Linked DNA regions of Homo sapiens: region 2 is linked to region 1. Evidence: read pairs that join two places in POLR2A ChIA-PET (ENCODE). Cell type or tissue: Caco-2. All regions are shown on one strand. Links, peaks and the distances in the headings refer to the core of each region. The heading gives the core; the rest is flanking DNA.

The links. ChIA-PET counts read pairs that join two places held together with the same protein. Peaks named below come from ENCODE experiments on the same cell type or tissue, not always from the same donor. Only the 100,000 strongest peaks of a DNase experiment are listed, where the experiment ranks them.
Region 2: POLR2A ChIA-PET joins it to region 1 with 9 read pairs; 3 of 35 experiments call an interaction of 5 or more read pairs at or near these places.

Annotation. Positions count from the first base shown.
Region 1 is chr13:51,869,814-51,876,165 of GRCh38, reverse strand. It overlaps a transcript of TMEM272 not described here. Among named protein-coding and RNA genes, the nearest start is that of CCDC70, 11 kb to the right of the region's middle. In Caco-2, for the core only: no CTCF peak of the experiment used is centred there; no DNase peak of the experiment used is centred there.
Region 2 is chr13:52,033,409-52,039,760 of GRCh38, reverse strand. NEK5 (NIMA related kinase 5) reads left to right here. Exons shown (of 24, transcript NM_001365552.1): 24 at 2,543-6,150. The coding sequence ends at 2,813. It overlaps ALG11 (ALG11 alpha-1,2-mannosyltransferase), which reads right to left. Exons shown (of 4, transcript NM_001004127.3): 4 at 6,161-6,352. UTP14C (UTP14C small subunit processome component) reads right to left here. Exons shown (of 2, transcript NM_021645.6): 2 at 6,161-6,352. Among named protein-coding and RNA genes, the nearest start is that of UTP14C, 12 kb to the right of the region's middle. In Caco-2, for the core only: no CTCF peak of the experiment used is centred there; a DNase peak (open chromatin) is centred at 3,550.

The sequences.
Region 1 (6,352 bases), core at 1,302-5,301:
GGTTCCTGGTTACCCTCCAGTGACATTTGTTCCTTTTTTTGGGGGGAACACCCCCAGGAGAGCTGCAAAGAACAAACTGGAGGGAGGGCACAGGGCTGAGGATGAAAAGGAGCCGGTCAGTGAAGCTCCAACTTAGAAAAAGAGATCCGCTCTAGGAAACCTAGCAGACCAGAGGCAGAGAGGGAAAAGTAGCTAGGAGAGAATTGCCTTGGGTGAAGACCCAGAAGGGAGGAAGAGCAGGGGAGAAGTAAAGGGCTTTGGTTTTGGAGTTGGGGTTTGCACTGATCTTTGTGGCTAGGGAGGAAAAGACAGCTGTCTCCCACAGGTCTCATACCTGGAGGCCTTCAGTAAGGTATGTCTGGGTGGTTTTGTACAGGCAAGTGGGAGCTGAGCCTGACCAGGAGGCTGTATGTGGGCTTGCGCTCATGCCCTGATCAGCAGCGCCTGCAAGGAGGTTCTTTTCTTCCCAGTTCTGTGCCCATTGCACGGCTGCAACCTCTCATCACCCCAAACCAGGTGAAGAAATAACCCCTGGGCCAAGTCAGAGTCTGGTTGACCCTCCAGTGGGTCTGGAGAGGGGTAGGTGGGTAGAATTCCAAGGAACTGTCATCAGAATATCTTCTTGGTCATGTGTCATGTGTGGTAAAGGCCTTGGCATCAAAACCAGGTCATCTGTGGATGTGAGCATTTGCAGTGTAAGTAGCGTGTTAAACTCCTTCACTTTGCACGCTGCTAAAGAAGCAGGTATGTCCATTGGTGAGCTTCCTACTTTAGCTGCTTTAAGGGAAAGGCATATGAAAGTGGCTGTTGAATGAAGCATTTTAACTTGGTTGAAAAAAAAAATGAGTTCTGGAGCCAAACAGCCTGGGTCCAAATCCCCATTCCACCTTTTACTGGTTGTGTGACCTTGGGCTCCCTATGCCTCAGGTTTCTCATTTGTAACCAAAGCTAATACTAGCACCACTTCACTGGGTTGTTGTGAGGATTAACTGAGATATAATGTGATGCACAGCATTAGAACAGTGCTTAAAGCAGAGTAAGCTCTCAACCAACATGAGCAACTGTTCTGTTCTCAAGGCTTTGCTGGGGTCTTTGCTCTGCAGCAAAGGGTTAAAGCCGCATTGGTTAGGGAAATGTGGGTCTAGAACTAGTTAATCCAGCATCTCATTTTGTTGCTAAGCAACCAGCTCTGAGTTCTGCAAATGTGCAGCTCAGTGTGCAGTGACCGCCCCTAGCAATCCAACCCCAGTCAGGCTGTCACGAAGCATTGTTTTATATTACTTAAGAGCTCATTTCAAATTGTGGAGGAGGAGGGAGGCAGGCACAGACAGCGCAGCCATAAAACACGAGCAAAACCAGCGCTTCTGGCTGGAGGAGTTCGCAGTGGGCATAAAAATAGGAAAACAAGTGTTGAAGTGTGCTCCTACCCACCTGCAACCGTGAGAGGGAGAATTCACCCGTATGACTCACCCTTCCCTGGTGTTAAAGAGGTGATCGTGATCTTCAGAACGGGATCCTCCATGGATCAAGGGGGCATCTTTCCTTTGCCTGCATTTGGGTGTGGGGTTATAAGGCCTGGATACAAACCTAGATGTGTGGTTCCTCATTGGGAAGGGGCAGGATGAGAAGCGCCTACTGTGGCCTCACACTCCTTCCCTCAGGGAAGTCAGAGGTCATCAAATATTCTTTCCTTCATTCATCTGTATCATTAAACATGTACTGAGTATCTATTGCATGCCCAAGATTTGCTAGGCACTGAGGATAAAACTCAAAGCAAGACAGTTACTCTCTATCTTGGCCTGGTTCTTAGTTAAAAAAAGAGAAAGAAACCCACTCTTGCTAGCTTATTAGAGATGGCATTTATCGAAGGATATTAAGTAGCTCAGGAAATTTCCCCCACAGCCAGAGAGTGAGGGTAAGTGACTACACAGCCAAGAACATTATGCAGAAAATAGTTCTGGAATGCTCCAAAAGAGCCCTTATTGCCCCTGCAGCAGGGTGTGGGCTCTGGCTCACACTACTGTCCCAGGCAGGGACCCCTCTGCCAGGGCCTCTGTTCCTGCTCTTCTAAAAGCTTGATTTCCTGCCCTCACACAATGACTTTCATATGGCATCTTTCTCTTCACTGAGGTCTGGCATGGATGCCTGTGATTGGTGGAGCCTGGATCACATGTCTGAGTTCTGGCTGTAAGGGAGGCTGGGAAATAAATTTCTGACTTTCACAGATGAGACGGAAAATTCCCCAAACACAAGAAGGGTGTTCCAAAGGTGCTGGGCAGCCACAAAGCCTTTGAGTATTCCCTGCATAGTCTCTGCTCTCTTCACCTTACAGTCTGCTAGAAGATGGGTGACCAGTGCTGGGCCAGGGGAAGTACAGGTAGAAGAGGGACCCTAGAAGGATCGCGAGGTCAGGAAAGGCTCTTCAGAGTCAGCCATATCTAGGCTGATACTTGAAGGATGAATGTGAGCTCATCCTGGTGAAGGCTGAGGGAAGAACATCCCAATTACTGTAGTGACACATGCAAAAGTCCAACATCACAAGGGAATTAGACACTGCAGGGAAGTGAGAGACGTTCTGTGTGGCTGGAGCAGAAGGATGGGGCAGAACAACTGGTGGTTTAACAAGCCCTCCGGTTGATTCCGATGTATGATGAAATTCAAGAAACATTGCTTTAAGTAATATGCTTATCTTACTACTTTAAAAATTTTTAGTGTTAGGCATTATATACTGACTTCCCACAACTAAAAAATGAGCAGATTTCCCATCCCCTCTCTCATTCCAATATTGTGTATTGTAACTTGGGTGGATCACTATTCGGTGCTATTTATATTTTACATAACTACATAAATGCCATTCACAGCTGGGTATGTAGTAGACCACACTATTCTTCCTTTCCTGCACAACTCTTTGTTTGACATTAATATGTAACTGTTGTTTTTCTCTCAGTTGCTGAGTTTTCTCCATACTTACTACTAATTCACTCTCAAACTCTCCTCCAGCAATGTTCATTCTCCTTTTAACACCTTCAGTTACTTTAGGAGTTCCATTAATTTCGTCTTGTCTTTTTTAATGACTTCCGACTGCTCCATTCTGGACTGGGGTTCTGCCTGGGCCTGGGCCACAGCTGTCCCCTGGGATCTCCCCTCCCCTGACCACTGTATTGGATCTCCTGCTTCCTGATGCCACCTCTACCCCTGTCTTGCTTAACTCCCACATTTTGGTGGGGCTTCCCAGAAGAGGGGGCATTCGTGTGAATTGAGATCTCATGTGCCTGAAAAACGCCTTTATTCTACCCTCATTCTTGATAATTCGTCTAAGAATAAAACTTGGAGTTGAAAATCATTTCTCTCAGAATTTTGACATTAATGTTTCCTTGTCCTCCATTGTTCTAACACCCTCCAGTGGTGTCATTGAGAAATCTGAAGCTATTTTTATTGCTTGTCTTATTTTATATAACTTTATTTTTATTTTTGTTACTTGCTCTTGTTCTGTCTCTCTTCCACTTTTTCTCTGTAGGAGATTTTAGGCCTTCTCTTTGCTCCCAGTATTCTGAAATTCCATAGTGATGTGTCCTGGTTGGATCTGTTTTCATCCACTCTTCTGGGCACTCATGAGCCCTTTCCATCTGCAAACTTGTGTTCTGGGACATAGTCTTGGATGATTTTTTTGAGCATGTCTTCCCCTATGTTCTTTTCCTTTTCTTTCTTTTTTGATCTCAGTGTGTGGAGGATGGAACTCCTGGTCTAAGCCTCTCTCTCTCTCTCTTCTTAAACTTCCCCTATCTATGTTTGTCTTTTTGCTCATCTTCTTAGAGAGTTCTTCAACCTTATCTTCCAACTCACTTCTTGAACTTTTCATTCCTGCTGTCATATTGTCCAATAACTCTTTTTTTGGTTTTCTGAATATTCCTAGCATTTTGTTCTTGTTTCAGTGATGCAATATCTTTCTTATCTCTCTATGGATATTAATAATAATTTATAATCTTTTAGAAGCTTCTTTCTCCCTGTATATTCTCTGTTTCCTCCAAGCTACAGTTATCTGTTAATTTTAGGCTATATCATATTAGAGGCTTTCCAAAAGTGCCCCGTGATCCTTGGACATCTGCTCATATTTAAGAGAGGAGCGATAAAACAGTTATTAGAAGCTCTGTGTGCATGGGCGAGTCCCCAGAATTAGCACTTCTAGGCCTATTCTCCTGAGCTGGTCAAATTCCCTGGGGAAGATGCTTCCATTCTCCTGTTAGAAGGGACAAGTTTGGCTGCCAGCATTCTGGGAGCTGAGTGAGGAAGGAAGGCTGGAAAGCCTCTGGGCGTCTCTGTTTGTGTGTGTGTGTGTGTGTGTGTGTGTGTGTGTGTGTGTGTGTGTGTGTGTGTGTGTGTAGGGGGAGATTATTATCTATTTTTGCATAACAAATTACCCTAAAACTTAGTGGCTTACAAAAATAAACATTTATTATTTCACAATTTCTGTGAGTTGGGAATCTAAGAACAGGTTAGCTGGGTGGTTCTAGCTGAGGTTACAGTGAGGTGTGGAACAGCTGCAACCATCTGGCTCAGTCTGGAGGTTCTGCTTCCAAAGTGGCTCACTGACATTCCTGGCAAGTGGCAAGGGATGCTAGTTATTGGCAGGAGGCTTCATTTGCTCCCTATGTGTCCTTGTGACATGGCAGCTGCCTTCCTCCAGAGCAAGTGATTCAAGAGAGAGCAAGGCAGAAGCCACAGTGTCTTTTATGATCTAGCCTTAGAAGTCATACTCTGTCATCCTGGCTAACATGGTGAAACCCTGTCTCTACTAAAAATACAAAAAATTAGCTGGGTGTGGTGGCGGGCACCTGTAGTCCCAGCTACTCGGGAGGCTGAGGCAGGAGAATGGTGTGAACTCAGGAGGTGGAGCTTGCAGTGAGCCGAGATTGCGCCACTGCACTCCAGCCTGGGCAACAGAGCGAGACTCCATCTCAAAAAAAAAAAAAAAAGTCATACTCTGCATTTTTCTTATTATTCCATTGGTCACACAGATCAGCCCTACTCAGTGTGGGTGGGGATGGTCCAAGGGTATGCATACCAGAGGGGGAGAATCACTAGGAGTCATCTGGGAGGTTGGCTCCTATGGTGGGGAGGGGGCCAGGCGGGAGTTGGGGAGGAGGAAGGTCTCAACACATAATGTACAATTTTATTTTTTGCCAGTTTTTTGTGAGATACCACCATCTTCTGCAATATCTGATATCTGCAGTTTAAGGACCCTGAGTTTTGTCCTCCCCAAAGAATAAACCTCCTGTCTTCTACAAAATGGAGGAGCAGTTTGTAGGGGAGAGAATCTAAGAGTTTGCTTCTTGAAAACGTAGTCTTCCTGTCCTTGGCTCCATCTATCCCCGTGCTTCAGGAAGCACCTGGCCTGCTAATTTTCCAGCCTTGGTGAGAGGGAGGTGGCTCTGTAGTATAAGTTGGGTTGGTTCTTGGCTTTCCCCACTGCCAGCTTAGAATTCAGATTTATTATTTTTGCTAATTCCGTTTCCACTCATTCCTCAGCTTTTCTGCTTTCAAAATTGTGTTGCTATTGGTTTCTTTCTGATTCTTTTTGTTCTTGTGGATTTCTGATTTTTAAAAACAACCCCTTCTCTGTGTTTTATCGGGACTTGAGGGAGTAGAAGCCAGTGCATGCATTTGCTTTGTTATCTTTAACTGGACATCCCCTCCTCTTCTCTTTCATTCTCATTTCTTCTGGGCTTTGCCCTTTAATTTGAAAATTATTCTTTGTTTTTTCTTTTTTCCTCCTCTCATAAAGCTTCTGAAATGGGCCAAGAACCTATTTTAAAAGCCAAAAACTGAATAAAGACCCTTTCTATGTGTATTTTTAATTTATCCTAATAAAATGGATGGCTCTGGTTAAATAGATAGTCACACACACAAAAAAAACCAAAGAACTTTTATATATTTCAAAATATTATCCAACCACAACAGCACTGTCATGCTGTTTGAGTGTGAGATCCCCTCCTTCATGACCCCCTCGGCTCCACTTTGCTTAGGCCTGATGTAAGTGACTTCACCTTGGCATCAACGACTTTCACAGGGAAAGGGGTAACCAAGGAACCACAAAAGCCACCATAAAGACTAAGAAGCAGCAGCTTTAAACAGCTGTCGAATCCAGAGAGGGTCAAAGCTAGACCTCTTGAATAGGATCAGTCATGGAAGAACTATCCTGCTTCTCCGTCCCCTCTACTTCTACCTCGGAAGGATCCGAACCTACATGAGCACAACCAGGAGAGAAAAAGGAGAAGTATTCATCCCTCTTCGACTGCAGGATTTCTGATTCCTGCAGAGCGTACTTGAGGGTCCAGAGCTTTATTACATGGGA
Region 2 (6,352 bases), core at 1,593-5,592, 160 kb before region 1:
TTCGACTGATGGTTTAAAAAACAGAATAGGTGCAGATAATAAAGGAGTTAGTAACTGGAAGATAGGTCTAAGTAAAAACATGATGGAAAATGTGACAGAGAAGTTAAGAGGCATGAAGTCAAATGTATATGAAAAGGAGTTCCAGAAGAAAAGAATATGAGAAAACAATATGCAAATCAATTCCAGCTGTGAACTTTCTATAATTATTTGAAGCCAGTAATCATCATATCTGGGAAATAAAACAATTATCAAGCAGCAACAACGAAAATAAATTTATACCTAGACACAGCATAGTTTAGTAGAGGAACAAAGACAAAGGAAAGATCTGTGTAAAGCACATATCTCAGGAATGGTAACAGTAAGTGGGAGTTGCACTTACTGGTCCACCCAAATTTATGGTCTCCAGTTTTAGTGGGGTCCTCCATGATGACTGGCAATCCTAAGCCTGGTCAGCTTCCTTCCCAGTGTATCAGTGATTCCAAACCCTCATCCCTCAGCTCACTCCCATCCACACACACTCATCGTGTGACTGTGCCTCCTCCTTCACAGAGATAGTACGCGTTCTGCAGAATCAGTTTTCTAGCTCCATAACTTCTCTATATCCATGAGTCCTTCTCTCCTTCTCTCTCCCTATCTTCTTTTTCTTAGGAAAAACTGTCCCTCTTCCTGCTGAAAGCCCATGCTCTGCAGGTGCTCTAAAACCCAGCCTCTTTTCAGTGACCTGGCTCCTATTGGTTATTCCACCTGTCTCCTGTTTTGAATATCTACTACCTCCTTTCCTCAGCATATAAACATGCCCAACTCTCTCCCATTAAAAACAATAACCAAAAACCATTGCCCCCATGTTCTCTAAATAATACCATTCCTTTCGGAGTTAGGCTCGCTGAAAGAGGAGTTTAAATTCATTGTCACCACTTTTTTTTTTTTTTTTTTTTCAGATGAGTGTCTTGCTCTGATGCCTAGGCTGGAGTGCAGTGGCATGATCATAGCTCATTACAACTGTAAACTCCTGGGCTCAAGCAATCCTCCTGCATCAGCCTCCTGAGTAGCTCTCCCAGCACTTTGGGAGGCTGAGGTGAGAGGATTGTTTGAACACAGTAGTTTATGACCAGCCTGGGTAACACAGTGAGACCTCCTAGCTGCTAAAAATAAAAAACCTGGGCATAGTGGTGCTCACCTGTAGTCCCCACCTGTCACCACTTTGTTAATCTCCATTGCTTTCTGGACCCACTGTACATTGGCTCCTGCTGCACGGCACTCATCTGAAATATTCTTTCAACAGTCATCTATTACCTTGAAATTGGCAAGTCAGGTAATCATTTCTCAGTCCTCATCCTATTTGGCTACTCCTTTGGCTTCCACGATACACATCTTCTTGGCTCTTATCAGCTCTTTCTCAATCTCCTCCACTTGCCACTTTTTTTGTTCCGTTTTGTTTTGAGATGGAGTCTCGCTCTGTCTCCCAGGCTGGAGTGCAGTGGTGCGATCTCGGCTCACTGCAACCTCCGCCTCCTGCATTCAAGTGATTCTCCTGTCTCAGCCTCCTGAGTAGCTGGAACTACAAGTGTGCGCCACCATGCCTAATTTTTTGTATTTTTAGTAGAGAAGGGGTTTTGCCATGTTGGCCAGGCTGGTCTCAAACTCCTGACCTCATACTTGCTACTTAAATATTAGGTTGGTGCAGTTACTTTTAGGTTTAATTTAGGTTGGTGCAGATTGTCTTATTGATCTATTCCCTTTCCTTTCTAAAAATACCAATGTTGCAGTCTTAGACACAATTTTAATTCCTGGTTCTATGAATTAGTAGCTGTGAGACCTTCAACACATTTTTTTTTTTTGAGACGGAGTCTCGCTCTGTCGCCCAGGCTGGAGTGCAGTGGCGCGATCTCGGCTCACTGCAAGCTCCGCCTCCCAGGTTCATGCCATTCTCCTGCCTCAGCCTCCCGAGTAGCTGGGACTACAGGCGCCCGGTACCACGCCCGGCTAATTTTTTGTATTTTTAGTAGAGACGGGGTTTCACCGTGTTAGCCAGGATGGTCTCGATCTCCTGACCTCGTGATCCGCCCGCCTCGGCCTCCCAAAGTGCTGGGATTACAGGCGTGAGCCACCGCGCCCGGCCACATTTTTTAACCTCTCTGAGCCTTAGCTTCTTTATTTATAATTTGATGATAATGTCTACCTCAAAATGTTGTTAGTATTAAGTGGAATATGGTATAAGTACCCTAGGATATTGATGGACATATAGTAAGAGCTCGATGTACGGCAATTGTTTTTTTCTTTTTTTTTAATTCTCTCTTCCTCTCCTCTTAAACATTAGATGATGGACATTAATAAATATAATAAAGGGTGTTTAACACAATGTAAAACTCAACAGAAGACTGATTCTCCCAACATTAGCTGTTTATCATGCTTAGAAAAACCTAGGTGAAAATGCAACTTTTATATTGCTCAACTGGGGATGGAGAAAAGGGAAACGAGTTTTTACATGTATTCTTCAGTACTTTCATATCATAATGCTGATTTTTACTGCTTATTATTTCAGAAATTTTGAAGAATCTGAAGATGAGTTGAGAGATGAAGTAGTAGAATACTTAGAAAAACTCGCTACTTTCAAAGGGGAAGAAAAAACAGAAGAGGCCTCCAGTACCTCTAAGGACTCTAGAAAGTCAAGAGAAAGAGAGGGGATAAGTATGCAGAAATCTGAAGAATTAAGGGAGGGCTTGGAGAATATTTCTACTACATCTAATGACCACATTTGTATTACTGATGAAGACCAAGGAACATCAACAACCAGTCAAAATATACAAGTGTGATTATTGTACTTTTTCTTAAGTAATAAGTTAGTGTCTATTACCTATAGTATTTATTTGGGTACAAGTCATAAATGCTCATTTACTGTAAGGGTTTTCTAGTAATCTCAAGGATTTATTAATTTTTCTTTCAATTTAGGAAGTAGAACTTTTGAATATAGCCATTAATATTTTTACTTTAAAGTTTCTATTAAGAAATCTTAGGCCGGGCAGTCTCATCACTTTGGGAGGCCAAGGCAGGCAGATCATGAGGTCAGGAGTTTGAGACCAGTCCAACCAACATGGTGAAACCCCGTCTCTACTAAAAATACAAAATTAGCTGGGCATGGTGGTGCATGCCTGTAATCCCAGTTACTTGGGAGGCTGAGGCAGGAGAATCACCTGAACCCAGGAGATGGAAGTTGCAAGTGAGCCGAGATTGTGCCACTGCACTCCAGCCTGGGCAACAAGAGCGAAACTCTGTCTCAAAAAAAGAAAAAAAAAAAAAAGCTTTCAGCTAATATATGTGGTAGGCAGAGTAATGTGGCTCAATGCCCCCTCCAAAACATGTCCCATCCTAATCCCCACAGTTTGCAAATATGGCAAAGGAGAATTAAGGTTGCAGGTGAAATTGTTTGCTTATCAGCTGACCTTAAAATAGGGAGGTTATCTTGGTTTATCCACCTGGGTGCAGTGTAATCACAAGGGTCCTTACAAGTGGAAGAGGAAGACAAAAGAGAAAACCAGAGAGATCGCAGCATGAAAAGGACTCAGCCTGATGTTGCTGGCTTTGAAGATGTTGGACAAGGCCACAAACTAAGAATTCAGACAGCCTCTGGAATCTGGAAAAGGCAAAGAAATGGATTCTTCCCTAGAGCCTCCAGAAGGAACACAGCCCTGCCAACAACTTAATTTTAGCCTAGTGAGTTCAATTTCATACTTCTGACTTGCAGAACTGTTAAGATAATAAATTTGTGTTAACTAAGTTTGTGATAATTTGTTAGGACAGCAATAGAAAACAAATACAATATACAGGTTCACTCATTTAACATAATCTGCCGTTTTACAAAACTGTGATTTTGAAGTTTCTTGTTGCATTGAATACACTTTTTTGAAGCTGATGTTGACACAGGAATAAGGCAATTGAGCAAGAACAACAAGGCATGGTGTGTTAATTATGCACTAAATGACCATGGCCATTTTGTCTAATAGTTTCAATAGTTTCCAATAGTTTCAAGTGTATAGGTTGAGGGCAGGGACTATATCTGGTCTTTATATCTTACAATGATTTTCTTATATAGTTATTAGCACAGTGCCAGAAATGTTTCCTGAATTAATAAATGCTAAAACATTTCCTCATTAAGACTGTAAGCTGTTTGGTGTAGGAAAACTAACTTTTTAAAATTGATCATAACAATTCCAACGTTGAACATGGCCTGGAGCTTAACAGATGTTTATTTAAATACTAAGGAGTATGTCTGGGCTTAGGAAGGAGAGGGTGGTTACATTTCAGGGTGGTAGAATTCTGCCTGAAATATCTGCTTTATAATAAAAGTAAAATGTCTCACCGATACACTGTTAAACTGAGAAAACAAAGATGAGGTAAGGTGGGTCAGATTATTTCTAAGGTCTGTTTACTATTTACATTTCATATAATTTTCATTAAATGTGGAGAATGCAAGTCTTAGGAGTCACCTGAGGTACATCCAGTTTTTTGTGACTATTTCCTGATGTTTGACAGACTGTTCTTTCAACTTGGTGTAGAGTTACAGTCTACTCTTTTAGGGAGAATGCTGTTTGTTCACATCATGAGGCTGTAAATATTTAAAATGTTCTCACCATTGTGTTAGTTTCCAACTGACACATGGCCTGAGAGATTGGAGTATCATTAATTCTGCAACTCTTTTAGTGCTCCGGATGTGCATGTTTATTTACTTTCAGGACTAGTTCAGACATAGTAAAACTGCTAGTGACTTCATGTAATCCTTATTCTGAACTGTATTTGAAAGCAAGGGAAATGAAACATGATCCCTAATAACCTCAAACATCCAAAGATCAAGTCAATTAAGGGCAAAAAAAAAAAAAAAAAAGAAAAAAAAGAATGTTTAAGGATGGTAAATGAACACGCCAGGTGTGGTGGCGCATGCCTGTAATCCCAACACTTTGAGAGGCTGAGGCAGGAGGATCGCTTGAGCCCAGGAGTTTGAGACCAGCCTGGGCAACATAGGGAAACACCCATCTCTATCCACCCCTCAGAAAAAAAAAAAAAAAAAAAAGAATTAGCTGGTGTGTTGGTGTGCACCTCTGGTCCCAGCTCTTCAGGAGGCTGAGGCGGGAGGATCACTTTAGTTTCAGCCTGGGAGGTTGAGGCTACAGTGAGCCATAATCCGTGATCACATCACTGCACTCCACCTTGAGTGACAGAGTAAGAAAGACCCTGTCTCAAAAAAAAAAAAAAAAAAAAAAAGCATGTCAGGTTATCGGGTTTGTTCCCATGATAAAAGATGCTTGGCTAAAGTCTAGTCTATTTTAGGTAATAGTCACCAAGCTTTACTCAACAATTTTGAATTCTTTGCTGTAAACTGGAAGTATTCACTGTGATAAGTATACATATCTGCAACACTTTCAGCTGATTTTAGTCCCTAATTCTAGACCTTACCCATTTTACACACACTATTAGCTAAATCGTGTTCCTGAGGCATGGCTCTGATTACTTTACTCTGGCTTTAGCCTTGGCCTCATCCGTTAAATTGAAACTGTTCACCAGACCTGTATGCATTAAAAATTTTTTTATTAGAAAAATCAGTGTCTTGCTAGCCATGTATGATAGCTATCAAATTGATCATTCTGTAAATGGTAGCAATAAGTGTATCAACACTTTGACCTCCTCTGTGTCTAGTAACATTTGCATATAGTACAACTGAGCACATAGCACCAGAATATTGGAACAGATGCTTCTCCAAAGCCAAGGGTTGCCTTACATTTAGAGTGGGAAAAGAGGAAAATGAGTTAGCAGAGGAGCAGCGGGGAGGGGGGTAAATTACAGGACATAATTTGCTTCTAAAAATTTGTGTTTCGTGTTGTAGTTATATAATTAACTTTTCTATTGTACTGATTGACAGATTTGGCACAGACATCCTCTCATTGTGAATATATATGAATATATCAGAGTTTTGGACTCTGGGGTATATTTACATAAACACAAGTATTCTGAAAGCATTGATAACCACACTGGTGTCTCTTAATTTTGTCTATAAGATGACCTTATAAAATCCCTCAAGAATTATTTAAATCAAGTGTACGAAGCTCTGCAGTTTTTTGTTATGTCTGAAATATTCATTAAAAAGTTTATTAAACCTGACAGCCTCTTCTTAATGTTTCACAAGCAAGACAAACTTTTATTTTTGTTTCTTCTTTAATTGGCATATGGAGCTTGGGAATATTAGTAGGAGAACAAGGAGACTATGTGAGGCATATAAAAGGCACCACACTGGAAAGAATCCAAGAGAATGAAAAATCACTTCTTTAAATAATATTTAGACACAGACTTTGTATCTATATTA